Linked DNA regions of Homo sapiens: region 1 is linked to region 2. The links are chromatin contacts, found by Hi-C or POLR2A ChIA-PET in ENCODE. All regions are on one chromosome and are shown on one strand. The core of a region is the stretch at or near the end of the contact, and the rest is flanking DNA. Distances in the headings are between cores, read along the strand shown.

Region 1 (3,234 bases), core at 115-2,614, 220 kb before region 2:
AATAAAATATTCTATAGCAATGAAAATGAATGAACTAAAGTTACACAGGTCAACCTGGATAAAACTCAGAACATTGTGTTTTGTGGGGAGCAAGTCACAAAATAATCAGTATGATTCTATTACATAAAAGCTAAAATGAGATAGTATATTGCTTTGGGATATATATATGGTAAAATTATATGTGGTACATATGTAGTAAAACTAAAAAAAAAAAAGCAAACAAACAAGACAGTAAGTAACTCAAAATCCAGGAAAGTAGTTGGGGAGAGGAGAAAACAATAGGAGAGAGGTACATAAGGGTTTCAGTAGCAATGATAATGTTCTTCAGATGAGTAGCAGAAATGTGGATGTTTTCTTTATTTAATCCTTTAAAGTGTATCTACATGTTATATATTCCCTTCCACATGTATGATATACTTCATAATCTAAAGAAGTAAATGAACCTGAGTGAACTTTGTTAGAAATGCATTTTAAAGTCAATGTTACTTCAAGTTGGAAAACACAGGCATTTAGGAAGTTCTTTTTCTATATCTAAGTTTTGAAATTAATATTTATTATTTTTTCTTATTCCTTATTCTAGGAAAGTTGAGAGTTCTCATTTATACAATGGTTTTCCTATTACACTGAAATCATAAGAAACTCTCTTGGTAGGTTTTAAAGGTAAATTATACAACCATTTTGTTTTCACAACTGCCTGTATAAGACAGAAGAAAAACAACAAATGAACAATTAACTGGTAAGGAAAGAATATTAACTAATAAGAAATGTCAAAAAGGCTTGACTTCTCATATTAAAAACAACTTTTTGGTGGAAAAAACCTAATCCCTTCTTTTGAAAGAGAATTTTTCAAAATTCTCAGTGTTGGGGCGGTGGGGGGTGAGTGGCTGGGGGTTGGGAAATCAGATCTCAGATCAATAAACAGGCAAACAGGTTGACTAAGAATAGAAGGTATCATTATGTATTTTACATATTTTGTATTTTCTGCATATTAGATGTTTTGACATCTTAAAACTACCTTTCTGGCTAGAGAGAGACTGTCTCTTTCAAGGCTAGCCGATTCTCAGAGATAACAAAGAGCCCGGCTGGTAGCATGCCTTTGACAAGAAAATTCACCAATCTAGAGACACCCCTCCTCTATCTGGCCCTCAGAGGCAATATTTCTCTGCCTTTACTATACCACAGCCAGGTACCAAGCAAGCAGGGACCACCCAGAAAGCTTGGAGCCTAACCAAACTACTTCAACTAGCAATTCTAAACTGTTAACCCTGCCCTGCCTTGCCTTTCCCTTGGAAACTCCAATAAAGGCTGTGGCTGGCCCAAGCTCTCCCCTGGCTCCTGCCTTCTGCCTCCTGACTAACACGGGTGTTTTCCCTTGTGGCCCTGCGTAGCATGTGGTGACACGCCTCTATGGGACCTGTGAATGTAACAAATTTCTTCCTTCCAAGCCCTGTTCTCATTTCCCCTTCAGTGGCTGTACTGATTTTATCACATATCCAACATGTACATTCTTAAAACACATAGCAAAGCAGGAGTTTCAGATGTTAACCAAGGTCTCCAGGAATGACAATTCTGGAGCTCAGGGCGAGCAGAGATTAGTGAAGGAGGGAGCAAATTTACAGGAAACAAGAATATGCAAATACTGAGAGTTTGAGAGTTCAGTGGTCGAAAAACAGGAGATAGCTGTGGAAAGTGCACACTGGGAAGGGGCAGCTCTGAGGCACCTCACGGCACCTGGACAACCTCAACCAGCTTAAGGTGCCTAACAGAGGAATTTATAAGCTTCTTGCTGGTATGGGAACAAATCCCCAAGTGAGGTGCCTGCTAGATAGATCTGCAGGTTGAAGTAGATCAGGGAAACGACACACCGGAGGAGAGGGATGTAGGGGCAGAAAAGAGGGGCCCATCCAAAAAATGTGTGTGTATCCCCACCTACCCTTACCTCCTTCCACTTTTTCTACAAGCGTCAGAACTGCTCAACATCATCACTTCCAAATCAGTTTTGGTGACAGAGTCCAATTGCCCAAACCAGATGCAATGCCCTCATTATGTCTTACCAGCCCTCCTGCTCCTGCCTCCTCCAGTTCATGCTTCACGTAGCCACAGAGTAATCTTTATAGAACACAAATATCACCATATTACTTCCCAGCTTAAAAACCTTTCAGGATTGACCCATATCCACCCAGAGTAGCCTCCAAGCCACTTAGATTGTCCTCCTTTCTGCCGTCCTTCTGGCTTCTCTGGCTGGAGACTTTAGACCACAGCACTGTAAACTGATTCCAACTCCATGTTAATATGTTAATTTAATATGTTAATATTAAAATATTATTTCATGGGTCCAGGTATTAGCACATTATGTACTCTTTTCTCCTTCTGAAAGGAAGAATCTTTGCCTGCCTTAACACTATTATTCATCTTCAAAAATCTGTGCAACACTTCATTCTGAAGCCTCCTCAAACAACTGCAGTCTGCTCGCTTTATGGACCACCTTGCTGCTCTCATTACATTCAATGCACACTATTTTATTCACATGTATGTCTGTCTTCCCAACTACACTGCAGACTACTTGAGGGCAGGGATGGTATCTTATTTTTTCTTTGTATTTCCAGTGGGTAGCACAGCACCTGACCCATAAAAAAACTATCATCTATTGAGCACCTACCGTACAGCAGATCCCATACTAAGCTTTTCAAATGTTATGACGTGAGTTCCCACAACAACTCAATGAACTATTTATAATTACCTCTTTTACAAACGAGGAAACTGAGATTTAGGAGGTTAACATCCCCAGGACCTTCCAGTTAGTAAGTGGTAGAATTCTGATTAGGACTTGGGTCTCTGACACCATTGCCTACGTTAGCTCCTTGGGCCTCTGGTGAAACGTAATGCACGAAATGTGGATCGGATCGTATGAAATCTCCCCCAACTTACACCCTGGGTTGAAGGCTGTGAAGCTTATGCAGAATGCTAGAGGAGGCATTAGGACATGGGGTTTCTGGTTCTGCCACTGATTAACCTCAACTCTGGGCTGTCGCAGGCTTTCTCTGGGCTTCACTTTCCTCATGGGGGAAATGCCATCCTTAACAGATCCCATGTCATATCCTCACTCTTAAGGACCTCTAAAGCTGATAAGAAGGTACTGTGAATCATAAACCTAGGTACTCTTTCTAGATATTGGCCTTGAAACATCTCTTCCTTCACTGAAAAACTGCTTCTGAAAAAGGATGCCAGAAGCCA
Region 2 (2,868 bases), core at 139-2,638:
TCCTAGGTGGACGGGATCTGATATAATCAACTTGCACCAAGTGTTTGTTTGGTCTCCTCCAGGCATGGTATCTTATCCAGCCCTGGGGTTTGTTTCTGCTGCTGAGAGATCAGACAGCAACAGCAGTAGCAGTTGGATCAACCTCAGTGTTTGATCTTTCCTCCTCCCTCCTGCTAATTGCTCTGTCTACCTGATTTTAGATACCTGACCCTAAACAGGCAGAGACATATTTGTTAATGAGACGTTGCTAATGATCTTTTCGCTCAAACTAGGTGCTCTTATCTCCTGCTGTTTCTTCAAAGAGTAATTTTCCCAGATGTGTTTGTGATCCAAGCTCAACAGATCACATTGTACTTCAAATAGGCAGCAACAGAAAACTTGGATCAAAGTAAAACTAAAACTACAACTTTGGAAGGAAGAGGTGGGAGATTCTGCTCTGGAAGAATCAGCTGACAGGAGCCTAGGAAGGAGAGGAAGCTGACCCAGGGACCTAATTCTATTTAGTTACTAATCTGCTGTAAGCAATTACATTTGAAGATCCAATTTTGCAAAAGATCAATGAGAACCTCTGGATTTCTCTCTTGTAGTAGTTGTGTAATGATCTGAAGCTCATAAGCCCAGGGACATATCTTATTTTCCCCCATATTCCCAATGCCTGAGCCAGTGCCCTGCTCAAAGTCCCGAATAAATATGTATTTGTTGAGTGGACAAATAAACAAACAAATGGATGAAGTCTCGTAGATAGAGGGTGCTTTGTAGGAAATCATTTGAGTAGCAAGATTCTCCAACCCACGTAACACAGGACCTGATTTGCAGAACTTTGTTTAGACATAGCATTTCAAGAGCACGTTTTCTGAACCATAAAGGAAAGTAGGGTTCTAGATGAATAATGCCTTTTCACAGTGTCTGAGTCACCTCACACCCCTCACCCTCATCTGATAACGGCCCTTGGCAGATCTGCCCTTTTGCAGGGGATTCCCCAAGGCTCTCACCTCTTGCCTGCCCCTGTGTGTGTGACTGCAGCAGGCACAGGGTTGCCAGGCACCAGAATATAAGCACAGAGCTGGAGGAAATGGGAGGAATGATAGGGCAAGTTTATGGCAGTGAAACTTCCTGACAGTATGCATTTATGGGAATATCATACACATTTCACCTTATGATGGTATTTTTTATGCTGACAGGAAGATAAAGCTGGGCAACAACGGAAAAGTTGACTACCAAGGTAGTGTTGAAAAGGAAAGAGTTTGTTTCAATGAGACATTCTCATTATAGATGTTGGCTTAGTCCAAGCTTCTGCCTCCTCTCCCATCACAGAGGTTCTCTTCTTCTAATATATTGTGGAGGAGGGGGGTTTGTATCAGTGCAAACTGTACTGCCTCTCTCATGCTCTTGCTTCTACAAACACCCCTCTCCAAACAAGGACACCACAAGGGCGTGACAAGCGGTGCTCATCACAGCCTCTAAGCTTCAACATAACAGGATTGTCTTTCTCTTCAGTTAGATAGGGACATTTAGATAGAGCTTTGTCCCTCAACAATCTATTGAAGAGAGCAAAAGCAGTAGAGGCCCAACAGAAGTTCATTTTGGAACTTGCTAAATTAAAAGTAAATAACACTCAGCATATTAAATGCCCTCTAAAAATATGTGAAAGTACTCAAAGGCCTTGGCATCCAGGAAGTTCCCTGCAGGATGTCCACCTGCACTCCAGTGCTAGCTCTGGGAAGCTGTATGAGCCTGGTAAGTCTTGTGCCTTCCTGGGCCTTGGTCTCCTCCTCTGTTAAATATGTGATTTGGACCTTCCTTCTTTCCTTCCTGCCTTCCTGCCTTCCTACCTTCCTTCTTTCTCTCCTCTCTAGCTCTCAGTATAGAAACCCTTTCTTTAGATGCGATCTCTTAAGAAAGGAAAACTAATATATATAAGAATATTAAGCATGAACCTTCTCTGGTTAAGCGAAGCAGGAGAGAGGTCGGAAGTATATGTTTCCAGAAGCCCCTGAACCTCAGGAACCTCTAGGCTCCAGTTGGAAAAGCCCTGTAGCTGTGTTATTTCATGATCTGCAAACTCTCTACGAGAGCTGCTTTCCTAGTCTTACCAGCCAAAGAAGACGTAGACTTTTCTAGCAAGGAGGACAAAGAGTTCGGGAATATCCATTTCAGTCAGTTTTCAAAACAATCTTGTATCATTAGGAGAAACACAAACTTGGGTCTGAATCCCTATCCTTTAAAGGACTCCTACAGACTTGGCTTGGGGTTCCTAACTGCAGGGAAAATAAATCCTCAATCATTTACCTTCATGACATAGGAGACCCAATGATCAACAGTATTTCTCTGTATAATCTTCTTTCTGACAAGCTCTCCAAACAAAAGAAAAGAGAAAGAGAAATGGCCATAGGAGGGAAGACTTTCTTCTAGGGCATTTGAGAAGATTGTCAGACCCAGATGCGAGGCACCACCTTTCCACCTTATGCCTCATTAATGGAAATAACGCAAAAGCCCAGATCTAAGGCAGAGCTTCCCACCTATGAACCTGCATCTCAATCTTCACCTTCCAGGAACCAGACAGTGTCTTCTAGGCTGATTACTTCCAGTTTATCTCATTATGATGTCCACATATTATAGCTCCCCTCTCCCTTGTGATGAGCATGGAAAATATCAGTGACTCCAAATCCCAATTCTTTCACCTTAGAAAACAAATCTGAGAATCCCTCTACCACCAAGCACAGTACCTGGATACAACAGGCACTCATTAAATGTTTGCTTAGCCAATGCAAGGATAAATGAATGAAATTCCTCATCCCTGTATTCATTTCTGAAGACCTGCTGGTGAAAATTTAGCTCTAAACATCTTTCAGATTTATTCCACTGAGG

What was found. Hi-C counts contacts between places; a loop is a spot of excess contacts on that map. ChIA-PET counts read pairs that join two places held with the same protein, here RNA polymerase II (POLR2A). Pooled maps may share reads with other maps.
Region 1: a loop to region 2 is called in a pooled map, with 2.7 times the contacts of the local background. The contact joins two enhancer-like sites. A Hi-C loop is called at or near these places in 4 of 168 maps with a recorded cell type or tissue (Calu3, endothelial cell of umbilical vein, heart right ventricle and 1 more), 2 of 37 single-sample maps with no recorded cell type and 10 of 50 pooled maps. POLR2A ChIA-PET finds 5 or more read pairs at or near these places in 3 of 52 experiments (A673, CD4-positive, alpha-beta T cell and activated B cell).

Annotation. Positions count from the first base shown.
Region 1 is chr6:90,174,712-90,177,945 of GRCh38, forward strand. The region is part of intron 4 of BACH2 (BACH transcriptional regulator 2); the gene reads right to left. Among named protein-coding and RNA genes, the nearest start is that of BACH2, 120 kb to the right of the region's middle. Within about 2 kb of position 1,365, at least 9 of the 41 ENCODE cell types and tissues checked have a DNase peak (open chromatin) inside an H3K27ac peak, as active enhancers do; they include CD4-positive, alpha-beta T cell and natural killer cell, where a contact is called at or near this core.
Region 2 is chr6:90,397,128-90,399,995 of GRCh38, forward strand. No RefSeq gene overlaps it. Among named protein-coding and RNA genes, the nearest start is that of MIR4464, 86 kb to the left of the region's middle. Within about 2 kb of position 1,389, at least 4 of the 41 ENCODE cell types and tissues checked have a DNase peak (open chromatin) inside an H3K27ac peak, as active enhancers do; they include CD4-positive, alpha-beta T cell and natural killer cell, where a contact is called at or near this core.